5 separate regions of the Homo sapiens genome follow, and all the other regions are linked to region 3. A link is a contact called in ENCODE Hi-C data. All regions are on one chromosome and are shown on one strand. The core of a region is the stretch at or near the end of the contact, and the rest is flanking DNA. Distances in the headings are between cores, read along the strand shown.

Region 1 (2,700 bases), core at 21-2,520, 8.1 Mb before region 3:
TTGGTTCAAATTCTAAAACTACCAGACACTAGACTGATCATGGCAATGTCTGACAAAAGTTTTCCTCCCCTACCTGCTCTCTCCCCTCCCTTTGGGGATTCGAAGGTAGAAGATAGTAAGAACAAGGCCTTTCCCCAAATAGCAGTTTTATCTCCCAAGATGATCTGGATTTTAAATTACTATGTGCAAAGTTACTAGGGATGCAAAAATGAATTAAAACAGATTTTACTGTAAAGGAATTTTTGAGTCTGATGGGGGAGTCAGACGTAGACATAAATACAAGACAAGACACGGCGAAAATCCTAAACATGAAGTTTGCAAGTTCCAGGAAAGGTCTAGGAAATAATTATCTCTAAGGAGTGGGTGGGATTAGGGAGGTTTTATAAAAAAAGTGACACTTGAATTGGGTACTGCAGGAACAGTCTAATGAAAGGTAAAGTCAGGGGGCTGGAAAGTTTGGTACCTATTGAGGCAGACAACAGCATTAGAGATCTATTACTTTAACAATTAATTGTTTTGCTTCTGCCTTTAGAAGCTTATTTATAGTTTAATAGGGAAATAAAACGAGTATATAACATACATAGAAAACTAGTGGGCTTCACGAAAAGCATTACACCCCGTTTTGAGGATTCTTCTGAATTTTAAATTCTGATGCAGTGTCCTCCCCCCACGCCTTAATCCCGGAAAATAAGTGTTCAGAATCACGTCTTAGAAATATGAACCATAAAGGACAGCATTTAAGAGCGACATCCTGCATTGCGTAGATTCAATTTCAAATTACTGTACTTAGCTTCTATGAGCCTGTTAACTTTTTAATAAAATGAGGATAATACTTTCCTCAAAGAATTGTTAAGAACGACACCGGATAAAGAATGCATGACAAACACAGCACCTAGTATCTATGTCCTAAATTTACGTTTAATTAAGTAGATTGGTACGTGCAGTTTAAAAGAGGTTTCACCAGGCAGCACAGTTCCCCTGGCTGTAGGCGATAGACCACGCCTTCCTAATCAGCGGGCGCATTCCCTGACTTTTGCGGAAATAGCGGTCCAAAACCGCGTCTAGCATTAGCAAAAGCACGTGGTCTCCGTCTCCCCGCAACAACAAAAAAGAACAGTAAACTCCGGCGCAGGCACCTCCAGTAGAGGGCTTGTTTTTAAAATCCATCCGAAAGGGCCAATCAGACGCGGCAGTCTGAGTGCGCAGGCGCGGATTGGTCCGCAGCTACTTAGAGTGACCAATAGGCGTGGAGGTAAGTTTGGTTGAGACCAGAAGCGGGCGAATTGGGCACCGGTGGCGGCTGCGGGCAGTTTGAATTAGACTCTGGGCTCCAGCCCGCCGAAGCCGCGCCAGAACTGTACTCTCCGAGAGGTCGTTTTCCCGTCCCCGAGAGCAAGGTGAGCGTCCTGACTGGGTCCGGATCCTGGCCCTGGCGGCGGGCGGTAGGCGGCGGGCGGCGTGGGGGTGCCGCTGGCTTTTTGCCGGCGGGTACTGGGCGGGGAGGCCTCTGGGATCACTCTCCCGGCCCTGTAGGTGCCGGGGACCGCCCCCTCCCACCCGACCGAACTGGAGAATCCGCCCCGGGATGTGGTTCGTAGGGGTGTCTGCGCCCTTCTGCTCGGGTTCAAACTGGTCTCGGATTAGTGTCCCAGACCCTACTCGGTCACGGACTCACACTTTAGGGGATCATTTTCTTCCTCCGTAAAAGAATTGGAGATGACTAGGTATTTCCAAGCCGCCTTCCCAGTCCCGTAACCAACCTTATTGAAATTCAGGCCCTGGTCCTTTGTTTTATTGAGTAGATGTAAGCTTGAGTTTTGATCTGGTTGGCGACGTGGGGTGCCTATGGTTAGTTACGCGAGCATTTCTCTTTCCCCTCTCTTCTTCCTCCCGTCCACATTTTTTTTTTTCTTTTTTTAAATAGAGATAGGCCTCCCTATATTGCCTAGGCTGGTCTGGAACCCCTGGGCTCAAGGGATCCTCCCGCCTTGGCCTCTGTAAGTGCCAGGATTACAAGCATGAGCCACTACGCCCGGTCCTCCCTTCCACATTTATTTGAACGCGCCTGTGTGCCCGGCTCGGCTGTGTAATGAGGACCCAGAAATAAAAGGCATGGGTCGTGTCCTTGAGCCTGACCTAGAGGAGAAGGCAGGGTTATCATTCTCAGACCCAGCCTTGGTACAGTGCACGGGGACTCTGGCTTTTTGGAGGAGGTGGGGAATTCTGACAACGGGAAAGCAGTGGTGGAGGTGGGGCAGGAGGAGGTCACACAAGAGCTTCCTTGGGGACTAAGGGACTGGGTAGTTCGGGCATGAAGAGTGCCCTCCACGTATTTAAGAGATAAAGATACAGCATTTTCTGGAAAGGACAATAGTCCTGCAAGTCCTCCATGCAGGAACCTTCATCCAGGGCTTTTCTTCACTCCCCACCTCGATTCCCTGTTCCTCAAAAGTAAACTTCTGGGTTTATTTTTTTGTTCTTTTGCCCCAATGGCCCAATACAGGTGGCTGATAGCTGATCCCTTAATGGGCCAAAATCTGCTCTAATCACAGTTAGCTTGGTCTACATCTATATTGTTCTCTATCTTAGACTTTGGAATGGAAAAGCATTCAGCTTGCCAGTCTTCTTTATGTTTATTCCCCTCATTTTCTAATCATCTTTCTAAATTGCTCCTTTTTATATTCTGTTGGCTATAGCATC
Region 2 (2,700 bases), core at 173-2,672, 6.9 Mb after region 3:
GTAGAGCTGTGACCAGGAACTGGGGCACAGCCTCCGTGTCCTCCCCTACATCCCCAACTCAGGTGTTGGCACACTTGAATCGCCTGATATAAGACACGCTCCGCACTTAATGTTCCTCTCAGCACAGCTCCCAACTGCTTGTTAGCAGGAGTCACCATTCCGAGATTCCAATCTGCAAGGTCAGTTTAGGTACAGTAATTTAAGACAGACACTGCATGGGACTGGCACTTACCTTCTGATCCCAGAACCACAAAGACTGCGAGATCCGCATTACAACGACTTTCACAACTGATGGGAGAACTGCATGTAGCGTTCCTGCACTCCACTTCCGCTAAGTCTAAAATGACACCACTGTTTCTAACCATCCACTCACTTCGGACCAACGCCTTATCGAATACATTTTCAAAAGCCTGGCAGCTTCGCGAGCTGGAGGTGGTGAACCCGTCCCACACCATGGGCGCACCAACCTTACCTTGCTGTCATGAGGCAACGAGCCCCGAGAGACACCCTTGCAGGTAAGCACTCTCCTGCAGCAGCTAGTCTAACTCTGGCTCCCCCGTGTCACACGCGGAGATCGACTCCACACCCACCCACGCACGATCACCATGTGCAAAGTTGAATCCCGACTTCGCCGCAAAGACATTTCCTTTTCCCCTACATGCAAAGGAGCTGTGGAGCCGTGCTCCCTGCTTGGCTGTCGGGCACTGGGATACCTTCCCCGCGGGCGCCCGCCACCTCCTCCCCGAGCCCGGCATCCAACCCGCAGGACCCACCCCTGCGCAGGAACGCGACGCCAGTCCAGGTGTAGCCGCCGACTGCAGGCCACGCCGCCGGCCGCAGCCCGGGACTCGGGAGGCCGAGGGCGGAGGCGCGGCCGTCGCGCCCGCGCAGAGCCGCCCGCCGCCCCCCAGCCCCGCCTCCCGCGCCCCACCCCCACCGCCCGCCGGCGGGAGCCAAGGCGCGCCCCGCCGAGGCCCCACCGCCCCGGCCCCCGCCCGCCCGCGCGCGCGCGCGCCTCGCGACCCTCCCGGCCCTCCCCGCCCGTGCTCCCGGCACTCACTGAACATCCCAGGCGGCTCCGGCTCCCCCCGCCGCCGCCGCCTCCGGGATCGGGTTGCTTCCGCCTCCGTCGTCTCTGCCGCAGGGTCTCACTCCGACGGCCGGCTCAGCTGGGCCCCCGCGCCCCGCGCCCCGCCGCCCCCGCCGCCGCTCTGGGCGGCCGCTCCATGACTGACTGACACGGAGCGGGCCGCGGGCTGGGCCGCTCGGGCCTCCAACGCGCAACCGTCTCCGCCAATGGGCGAGGCGCCTCGGCGCTCGGCTGGCGACGCCTGGCGTGCGTGCAGCCCCTCCCCGCTGCGCCGCCGGCGTCCGGCGGAAGGAGCGCGGGTACCGGTCCCACGTGGTGGGGACGCGGGACCCGTACAGCGGCCTCCGCCGCACCGGGACAGCAGCCGCCGCCGCTGCCGCCGTCCTCCCCTGTCTACCCGGAGCTGTCTCGAGCTGAGCCCCCTACCGGGCCGGATCCCGAGGTGAGTCCCCCACCTGCGGTCAGCCCCTGCGGGCAGCCAGGTCCCGAGGTGAGTCCCCCCACCCGGGGCTGGTCCAGAGGAGATCCCCCTACCTAAGGCCGGGCCCAGATGGGGGGCCCCCCAACCCTGCCCAGTTCCGGTGCCGCCAGCAGACTCTGGGCTGGAGCGGCTTCGGCACGCTCCATTCGCGAAGGCGAACTCCCTCCTGGCTCCTAGCTGCTCTCCCCTGGTTCTTGTTGCTTGGTCTCTTTCTGCTGGGCAGGGAGTGCTGGCAGGGCTGTGCTGTCCGCCCTGGACTTCGCATTGCCCGGTAAGGGCGGTTGGAGGCCCGGAGAGCCGAACTCTGGCGGAGCCGGGGAGAGCATCTCGGTTGTCTTTGTAGCCAGTTCAGCAAACACCTGTTATGCACTTTGTAGCTGTCGCGATGGCGGTTCTATGGTATTGAACTTAGAAAGTCAGGCATCGTTGAATTCGTTTTGGACATTTTGACAAAATAGGAAAACTGACAGCACTTGACGTTCTTGTTCTCTGCAGTAGAGTGAAGGATAACTTAATTTCTAAAATGAAAACGTCTTAACGTTCCTTTTTACTATAACTTTTAGGAAACTCAAAGCCAAGTTTACCCAGTTTAATAGTAACTGTAGGTGTTTGGTATGTTTGCTACCCCCGAGATTTCATGGTTTTTTGTTTTCTATTTTTAGTCTTTTCCTTGTGCAAGTATCTCTTGTAGAGTCTTTTTTGAAGTGTATGTGCGTTGTAAATTTATACACGACTGAATAAAAGTGTTAGTGGAAGGTTACTGTTGCAGCTGAAATAACTGTATTCCTTTGGGGTTTTCTTTTTCACTTGGAGACATATTACTTTCTCCGGATATTGCTTATGTATCTTTTCCTCTTTCAATTTGAAACCATGTATGAATGACTCTTTCCACAAGTAATGTAATCACTGATTTTGGCCTTGTTGAATTCCTGAACACTCACCTTTGTGGAAGTGATGTTTGATCATAGCTGGAATACATATAGTCCATCTTCTGTGTGTGCAGTCCATCTTTTGCTTGCTTTTGTCTGAATTTCCCCCAGAAAATTCTGGAGTCAAGCATCTTGTATGTAGATTTACCCCGACAAATCTGTTGATTCATTAAAAACTTTTAAAAGAATACATATTAGGT
Region 3 (2,826 bases), core at 75-2,574:
AAATGTGCAAAAACCTAAGCAAGGTTTTATGTGTATATAAATCTTGTCTTTTATTTTTTAAGACAACCCTGAAGTTTTCTGTGGAAACCAGAAAGGGCAAGAAATTGGTCTTAGGTTGCTCAAGGAAACTGGTACTCACTTGTACCCTGCGGCTATACATTATATACAGGAAAAGGAGGAGGGATCCAAGGAGGGCGTGGAGCTCCTGTGCGTGGTCCATTAATTCACATTTTGCTCTCTTCGGTTCACATCCTGCGCGGACTCCACCCAAGGCAACCGAGCGAGGGGGTGGGTGGGACTCACAGCCTACCAAATAACAGTCCCAGAAACCGAAACGAAATCGAGGTGGAATTCTGAAAACACGGCTCACCAGAAAGAGGGGTGGAGAAGGAGCGCGAGAGGAGACCCTTCTTTTGGCAGAAGAGGTATCCCTGGCCCTCGTTGCTTCCTGGGCTCCCCCCCATCCCCTCAATCGCAAACAGTTCCCTCCTTTCCTACGCATGGAAGAAGGAAGACACACACAGAGCAAGGCCACTCATCCTTGGAACGTGGGCGGAGAACACACAAGTATTCCTCAGAGAATTTCAAAAGGAAATCGAGGAAAAGCAACCTGGGAGAGGAGGAGGAAAGGAAACTGACTGCCAAGTGGGGGACCCGCGAGACGGTGGAAAGGAACTAAGCAGATAGCCTGCTGGGGCCTGCGCCCCAGGAAAGAAGGGCTACCTGTTGAATGGAACTGTCCCTGCGGAGGCGGAGAGGGAAGAAGGCGAGTCACCCCAGAGAGCGGAGCCGTTGTCCCTAGAGCAGCCTCGCTGGGGCTGGTGGCGAGGGATCTCAGCCCCAGTGCCTGCGGAGCCCCACCCTGAGAAGCCTTGGCTGCAGATACGGTGATGAGAGACACCGACAGAAACAAGGGAGAGGCGCACGACTGGAGCCGGTCTGGCCTGCTCCCGCGGTTAGTCACTCACATCTGATACTCGTCTATCGCCTCCACCAGCTGGCCCCAAGAGTCGAAGTCGGCGCCTCTCCTAAAACTGGCGCCCCAGCGCTGCAGCAGACTCCGGGTCACCTCCGACATGGCCGGTCCCCACCCCGTCCCCTCCCGCCCCTACCCCAGCAAGGCCGGGTTCTAGGGCGCCATCCTCCCCCGGCCTGGCCCCGACATTAACAGGGCCAGGAGGAACCGCTACGGCCACCACCGCCACCCGCCGAGGAGCCGCCCAAGCCCATTTGCCGCCACAGCCAAACTTTGCGGCTCCAAAGCGACCGCCCCGCCGAGACCCCGCCCCCGAGGCCCCGCCCCGGGTTAGGTTGAGGCCGCCCCACTGCGCCGAGGGCCGCCATCGCTATTGCGGCATTCTCCCTCGGCTCCGGAGGTAGGGGCAACTCTTCTCTTCCTGTCTGGGAAAAAGACCATAGCTCAAAAGGAAGGCCGAGGGAGAAGTTAGAAAGGGATGATGAACGAAGCGTTTTGAGGGGACTGCAACGCCGCGGCAATACCCGCCCCTGAGCTGCGCGCACTACCGCCTCGGTAGCTATCATGGCCGCCGGGTCACGTGACTCCGGCTTGGCGCCGTCCTGGTTTTCCGTCACCCTGGTTCTGTAGTCTCGGTTCTCCGACTCCCTCTTTTTCTCGCTTGTGGACTCCGATATATTGCCCTTCTTCCCTTAGAAGAACTGCTGAACCGACTCTGAGAAATTTGGTAAGTATGTCAGAGGATGGGTGTTTCTCAGTAATATCCCCCGCTACTTCCCCGGAGTCTCAAGCAATAGGATCACCCCCTTTTACATTAGTCTCCATAGACCCCTGGACAGTGGACCAAAAGTCTCCTTCTAGTGCCTTGAAACAAACGACAGAAAGAAAATCCATATTGGTCACCACAAATCAGTGGCATTAACAGCTAGATCCGCTGAATCCCCTTGCCCCGCATCTCCATTGGTCATTGGAGAGCTTATAATACAAGCTAAACTGGGGTTCGTTCGGCCGTTGTCTGGCCACCTCTCCCGGGTTGACAGTATCGGCTTTCCACAAAAATGCCTGTTTGGAAAGAGGGGAACTCAAGTGTTGGCGCGTGCGCACGGTCGCCGCCCGCTGCCTCGAACGGGACTGGGCACGGGAGGAAGAGGCTGGGTGGTAAACAGGAAGTGGGCGCTCAGAGCTCGGGGGCGGCGCTCAGGTAGGTTCCTCTGGGGACTCGGGGCTTCCGGGGTGGGGGTCCCTTGTTAGGAGCGGGAGTCCTCTTGTGGAAGTGTGTTAGCTTACAGCTTCGATCCGAATGTTGTATTGGTGGCTCTAAAGGCACCCTTGTCCCTGCGGGTGGGTGTGTCGTTCTTCTATCCCACCCTAGGAACTCCCGAAAACTGAAGACCGCCGGGTCGCAGAAGGGGAGAAGATGGGGCAGGGGCAGAAACCCTCTTCTTTCCTGAAGTAAAGATTCGCAAAACTTCAGACATTTTCATCCAGGAAGTAGGAGGCCGCATTAAAAGAAGTATTTGTGGAAGATTTCGCAGCCTCAAGTGCTGAGTGTGATATTATTTGTAGGCACATAGATGCTGTATTAGGCTATCGGAATTTATATGGAAGATGTGTAGAAGATGATATTTTCTGAAATAACTCGTTAAATGTTTTGAGTCCTAAATAAACCTGCTCAGTTTTTCGTTGGGTACACACTGTATTCTCTATTCATTAAGTATGTGGTGCTCCTCAAAACCAGCTTTGTCATGAATAAATAGCATAAAGGAAGCACTTAATGTAGGCATTTCATACACTGTACAGCCACCATTATTTTCTAATACTAGGAAAAGTCGATTGTCAGAATTTTTTAG
Region 4 (2,724 bases), core at 61-2,560, 6.6 Mb after region 3:
CTGATCAAAAATGGGCGCCTAGAAATAAGCAGATGGGACTCAGTGGTTCGCCAAGAAATAAGATGGGATTCAGAGGTTTGCCAAGCCGCAGAGGCCCGCGAGGAAAGACCCCAGACTCAGCCAGCGGCGCTTCAATTGAGTTCACCGCTGGCTCGACCGAAAGCCACCTAATTAAGGAAATAAAGGGTGGCAAAGGCTGCCACCTTCCCTATTTTGTCAAGAGAGACGGATTCTGTCAACCGAAAAAAAAAAAAGGAAGAGCCAGCCCCGAGTGGCGCAAGAAATAAGAGATCAGCTGCTCAGAGCTTAGAGCAAACCGTCCCTGCGTGCAGGCCCCTCGCGCTCCCCTCCGGGCCGGGTACCTGGCAGAGCCGCGTCCTCCGCGTCCTCGGCCTCCGCGTCCCCGGCCTCCGCGTCCTGCTCCTCCGGGGCCCCGCGCGCCCGCCGTTCCGCCTCCTCCTGGGTCGCCGGCTCTACGGGCGGCGGGGGCGAGGGCGGGGCGCACCGGGGTGCGGGGCCCCCGGCGCCCGACGACTCTGACGACGCCGAGTCCTCCGAGGAGCCGGCCGGGCCCCAGTCGTCCCAGAGCCAGGGCGCGTGCGCCTGCTCCAGCAGCCGGCGGCCTAGGCGGTAGTGCAGCAGCTCGCGGTAGCACGGCCCGTACTCCTCCCAGCGCGGCTCCTGGTAGCGCTTCATGTACTCGCTCTTCACCCCGCTCCCCGGGGACATGGTGCCGTCCGCCGCCTCGAGCGCCAGCCGCTCCTCGCTGCCCGCAGCCTACGGGACCCGGTACACGACACAGAGGCCGCCCCGCCCCTCCGCCGGCCCTGCCCGCCGCGACGTTTAAACCCGGAGCCCCGCCCGGACGGGAGCAGGGGGCGGGTCCCGGCGAGGGCGGGGAGGGGGCGGGGCGGGGGCGGCCTCACCCGGCGGCCGGGACCAAGAGCAGAGGCGGGGACCGGGGCTGCTGGGGTCGAGGGGCGCGCCGCCGAGGAGGGCTGCTCAGTGGGCGGAAGGCAGGGAGGCTGCGGGCTGGGGCGAGGGGACCGCAGGAGACTGGGGCTGAGCGGGAGGAGGAGCGAGGGAGGGGAGCGGCGGGGCCCGTGATCGGGTGGTCCTGGGGTCTCCGGAGGCGTCCCCTGAGCTAGGCGTGCGGTCCCGCGGGGCTGCCTTACCTCCTTCCCGCCGCGCCCGGCCGATCCTCTGCGCCCAGGCCCGAGGCGCGCGTGGCGCAGCAGCTAAAGCGCAGCTCGCTCTCCCGCGCGCTTTCCTCCTGAGCAAGATGTCGCCGCGGCGGCCCGCGCTCCAGCTGCAGGCGGGAGGCGGTGGCGCCGCCTCAGTCCCGGAGCCTCCACGCGCGCTCCCGGCCCCCGGGCCTCCGCCCGCTCCGTGGGGGCGGCTGCTTCCGTAGAGAGCGCGAGGCGCGGGGGTGCGGGCGTGCCTGCCAGTCCGAGGGGCCCAGGCCCAGGTCCCTGGCCCACTTATTTGAGGTGCCCGTCCACCCTGGTCCCAGCAGACGCTGTCCCAGGCACGCGTCACTCTGCAGGAGTCGTCAGTTAGGGGCAAGAGATGATCCCTCCAGATATGCAGCCCCCCCAGGCTGCGGCCGGGGGCGACACTCTCTGTCCTCACTCGAAACCTACCGGTTCTTCCTCTCTGTGTTCACAACACCTGTTACTCTGGCTTTAACTCCCTTTTATATCTACACTCCCCAAATTCTTTTAGATTTTGATCAAAACCATTTCACTCGCTCAGAGATTCGTTTGCACATAAAAGCTTGACAGATTAACTTACGTTGTGCAGAAGTATACAAAGTTGTCCCATTTGTTACAGTTTCAAAAGTGGCCCCACACTCTTTTCCCTTTTTACACATAAAACCTTCACAGATCCAGTTACTTTGTGCAGAAGTATACAACGTTGCCCCATTTGTTACAGTTTCAAAAGTGGCCCCGCACTGTTTTCCCTTTTTGCTCATAAAACCTCCACAGATCCGGCTGAGCGCTGTGGCTCACGCCTGTAATCCCAGCATTTTGGGAGGCCGAGGCGGGTGGCTCACGAGGTCAGGAGATCGAGACCATCCTGGCTAACACAGTGAAACCCCATCTCTACTAAAAAAATAAAAATAAAAAGAATTAGCCCGGCGTGGTGGTGAACGGCTGTAGTCCCAGCTACTCGGGAGCCTGAGGCAGGAGAATGGCGTGAACCCGGGAGGCGGAGCTTGCAGTGAGCCTAGATTGCGCCACTGCACTCCAGCCTGGGCGACAGAGCAAGACTCCGTCTCAAAAAAAATAAAAAATAAAAAATAAAAACCTTCACAGATCCAGTTACATTGTACAGAAGAATACAACGTTGCCCCATTTGTTACAGTTTCAGAAGTGGTCCTGCACTATTTTCCCTTTCTTAAAAAAAGAGCCTTGATACAGTAGCTGCAAAAAGATTTGAAAGGAAAAAACTTTTGGAAAATCTAAATATATATATAGCAGTTAAAAAGCAAGCCCAGGCCGTGAGTAGCGCTCACGGCTTCCACGTCAGGATTCCCACGAATTCACCTACTTTCTACGTGTCCGCATCCTGCCTCCCACCACCACCGCCCACCTCATCATAGCTAAATGATTCAGAGGCGGCTACTGGCCCAAATGGGGCGGGTCAGACCGTCTGCTCTGAAAACTTGAAGTTACTAGTCCAATCATTAGCACGGGATTGTGTTAATGGCAGTTTTCTGGA
Region 5 (2,870 bases), core at 356-2,855, 5.8 Mb after region 3:
AAAAATTTTTTTTTGTTTTTGTTTTTTAAGACAGAGTCTCGCTCTGTCGCCAGGCTAGAGTGCAGTGGCACGATCTTGGCTCACCGCAACCTCCGACTCCCTGGTTCAAGTGATTCTCCTGCCTCAGCCTCCTGAGTAGCTGGGATTACAGGCATGCGCCACCACGCCCGGCTAATTTGTGTATTTTTAGTAGAGACGGGGTTTCACCATGAGCCAGGATGGTCTCATATCTTGACCTTGTGATCCGCTCGCCTCGGCCTCGCAAAGTGCTGGGATTAGAGACGTGAGCCACGGCGCCCGGCCCAGATTAATTTTTTAAAATGCAAAACTTGCACAATCTTATTTTAACCATGCTTGCTTGTTTTCAAAATAATTAAAAAACAAAAACACAAGATTGCTCTTCCCAAAGGCTTATTTCTTTCCTTTAAATTTATTTTTTAAAGAAAAGCTAACGGCCGGGTGTAGTGGCTCACGCCTGTAATCCCAGCACTTTGGGAGGCAGAGGCGGGTGGATTACGAGGTCAGGAGTTCGAGGCCAGCCTGGCCAACATGGTGAAACCCCGTCTGTACTAAAAATACAAAAATTAGCCGGGCGTCGTGGCAGGCGCCTGCAATACCGGCTACTCGGGGGGCTGAGGCAGGAGAATCGCTTGAACCCGGGACGCGGAGGTTGCAGTGAGCCGAGATCGCGCCACTGCACTCAAGCCTGCCTGGCAACAGAGCGAGGCTGTCTCAAAAAAGAAAGAAAAGCAAAGCAAAGCTAACAAATGCTCTTCTGTCATGCATCATCACAGAATCAATGAGAGCTCCCCCCAGCCAGGAGACAGCGGACAACCAGGGTAGCTTCCCAGGGGGCCAGAGGGAGGCTGCGCGAGAAGAGGCTCAGCGGGATGGGTCCACGCAGGGAGATCCCACGCAGGGTGGGCGTATACGAGTGTCCACGTCCGGAGGGCCGTTCAAGGGCGGGTCCCTGAAGGAAGGGTGCACGCAGGGCACGTCCACGCGGGCAGGCCCGTGCACGCAGGGCGTGCCCATGCAGGGCGGGTCCGTGCAGGATGAGAGCAGCGGAGGAGGCCCACGCAGGCCATTTCCCGCCCCGTCCCCAGCCCACGCGGGCGAGCTACCGCGGGGGTACGCGCAGCTCAGATCCTAGCAGCTTACAAAAACAACCTTTTAAAAATGGAACCTTCAAGTAAAAATAAAACTTTGTTTCCCTCTTTCGCAGGAGTTACTGAAGTAGGAAGGGACAGCCCAGTAAGATTTCAGGATACGACTTGGGCCGGTCCGCAGGCAGTAGAGTGAAGCGCGCAGCTGCCAGGACTTGCGCGGTGACGTGCGCCGCTGCCAGGACCTTGCAGGTGGAGAGCATAGTTGCCAAAATCAAGGCGGAGGAGCGCACCGCCGCTAGGATCCAGGCGGAGAAGCCCACCGCGGCCAGGACCTAAGGATGCAGTACACTGCTGCCAGGATCTTGTCTGTGGAGCGCAGCGCGGCCAGGACCTCCGGCTGCAGCACACCGCTGCCAGGATCTTATCGGCAGAGCGCTCCGCGGTCCGGACCCCGCCCCGTGCGCGTCCCCGACCCCGCCCCGTGCGCGTCCCCGGCGTTGGCGTCTTCGTCCTGTTGCTGGTCTCCGTCCGGTCGCCGGCCGTCTAGGTCTCCGGCCCTCCCCAGCCGCTCCTGCGCCCTTGCCGGCCCCGCCGCCCGCAGCCCTGGCGCTCCCTGCGGGCCCCGCCGAGGCCGCCTGCGCCCTGTGCCAGCGCGCGCCCCGGGAACCGGTGCGCGCCGACTGCGGCCACCGCTTCTGTCGGGCGTGCGTGGTGCGCTTCTGGGCCGAGGAGGACGGGCCCTTCCCGTGCCCCGAGTGCGCCGACGACTGCTGGCAGCGCGCCGTGGAGCCCGGCAGGCCCCCGCTCAGCCGCCGCCTTCTGGCGCTCGAGGAGGCGGCCGCGGCGCCCGCGCGCGACGGCCCGGCCAGCGAGGCCGCGCTGCAGCTGCTGTGCCGCGCCGACGCCGGCCCGCTCTGCGCCGCCTGCCGTATGGCTGCGGGCCCCGAGCCGCCCGAGTGGGAACCGCGCTGGAGGAAGGCGCTGCGCGGCAAGGTGCGCGCCGCGGGGTCCCGTGCCCCACCCCGGACGGTGCCCTGCGCCTCTCCGCCCCCGCCCCGGTCCCCCTGAGCCCTGGGCCCTTCCCGTCTCCACTGTTCCTGTCCCCGGATTGTCCCCGTCCCCGGATTGTCCCCCTCCCCTCACCGCCACGGGTCCCCTCTCCAGCGTGTGCTGGGCCCCTCCCTCCTGCGGCTTGCCTCCCCATATTTCCTGCGTCTCTTCGGAGTCTGGTCCCCTTCCCCGTCTTGGTGTCCCCTGCTGGGCGGTGCCTTATCTCCCCACCCCCTACCTTCTACGAAGTCCTTCCCCCACCAGCGCCCATCTTTGTGGTCCCATCACTAGCTGTGCCCTGTCTCGCCCTCATAGACCCCCTCTAGTTCCTACAGATTGACTCCTCCACTCACTCTTCCCTTGGGGGAGACATCACGCCTCTTGCCCCTCTGTATTCCACTGTGTCCACAGGCCTGGCCCACCTTCTCGTCTGCTCCCCGGGCCACCCAGCCCTCGCCTGCACCCCCTGTCCCCTCTCCCATCTTTCAGAAACCCGCTCTGAGAGTCTGGCAGCAGCGGGTCCGGGAGTCTGGAGCCTTGCCCATGGCGGGTTGGTTGTGGGACACAGAATAGGAGACAACAGCCAGCCTGGGGTCCTGCTCTTCAATACAGGGGAGGGGAAGCCAGCCAGACTGTGTCCCTGGGTGCTCCTCCTGCATTGGGGGTCCTGCCACCGGGCAGAGCGACCCCCATCCGGCTCAGGCAGGGCAG

Evidence for each region. Hi-C counts contacts between places; a loop is a spot of excess contacts on that map. Pooled maps may share reads with other maps.
Region 1: a loop to region 3 is called in a pooled map, with 10 times the contacts of the local background. The contact joins the promoter of CENPF here to the promoter of BROX in region 3. A Hi-C loop is called at or near these places in 2 of 50 pooled maps.
Region 2: a map of naive thymus-derived CD4-positive, alpha-beta T cell shows a loop between it and region 3 (24-fold over the local background). The contact joins the promoter of URB2 here to the promoter of BROX in region 3. A Hi-C loop is called at or near these places in 2 of 168 maps with a recorded cell type or tissue (CD4-positive, alpha-beta T cell and naive thymus-derived CD4-positive, alpha-beta T cell) and 12 of 50 pooled maps.
Region 4: a pooled map shows a loop between it and region 3 (4-fold over the local background). The contact joins the promoter of CCSAP here to the promoter of BROX in region 3. A Hi-C loop is called at or near these places in 3 of 50 pooled maps.
Region 5: a pooled map shows a loop between it and region 3 (17-fold over the local background). The contact joins the promoter of RNF187 here to the promoter of BROX in region 3. A Hi-C loop is called at or near these places in 2 of 50 pooled maps.

The regions. Positions count from the first base shown.
Region 1 is chr1:214,601,925-214,604,624 of GRCh38, forward strand. It overlaps CENPF (centromere protein F), which reads left to right and starts at 1,271. Exons shown (of 20, transcript NM_016343.4): 1 at 1,271-1,397. RefSeq lists a silencer at 1,165-1,374.
Region 2 is chr1:229,624,825-229,627,524 of GRCh38, forward strand. It overlaps URB2 (URB2 ribosome biogenesis homolog), which reads left to right and starts at 1,423. Exons shown (of 10, transcript NM_014777.4): 1 at 1,423-1,532. TAF5L (TATA-box binding protein associated factor 5 like) reads right to left here and starts at 1,298. Exons shown (of 5, transcript NM_014409.4): 1 at 1,061-1,298. RefSeq lists enhancers at 207-256, 1,917-1,996 and silencers at 747-936, 1,027-1,726.
Region 3 is chr1:222,711,240-222,714,065 of GRCh38, forward strand. BROX (BRO1 domain and CAAX motif containing) reads left to right here and starts at 1,325. Exons shown (of 13, transcript NM_144695.4): 1 at 1,325-1,703. It overlaps AIDA (axin interactor, dorsalization associated), which reads right to left and starts at 1,252. Exons shown (of 10, transcript NM_022831.4): 1 at 969-1,252. The coding sequence starts at 1,078. RefSeq lists enhancers at 1,020-1,934, 2,303-2,522 and a silencer at 1,133-1,352.
Region 4 is chr1:229,341,737-229,344,460 of GRCh38, forward strand. CCSAP (centriole, cilia and spindle associated protein) reads right to left here and starts at 1,311. Exons shown (of 4, transcript NM_145257.5): 1 at 1,176-1,311; 2 at 363-777. The coding sequence starts at 729. RefSeq lists silencers at 360-559, 760-1,619, 2,466-2,724.
Region 5 is chr1:228,485,777-228,488,646 of GRCh38, forward strand. It overlaps RNF187 (ring finger protein 187), which reads left to right and starts at 1,606. Exons shown (of 4, transcript NM_001010858.3): 1 at 1,606-2,102. The coding sequence starts at 1,713. RefSeq lists enhancers at 484-1,345, 665-1,044, 1,346-2,206, 2,324-2,870 and silencers at 1,665-1,784, 2,045-2,244.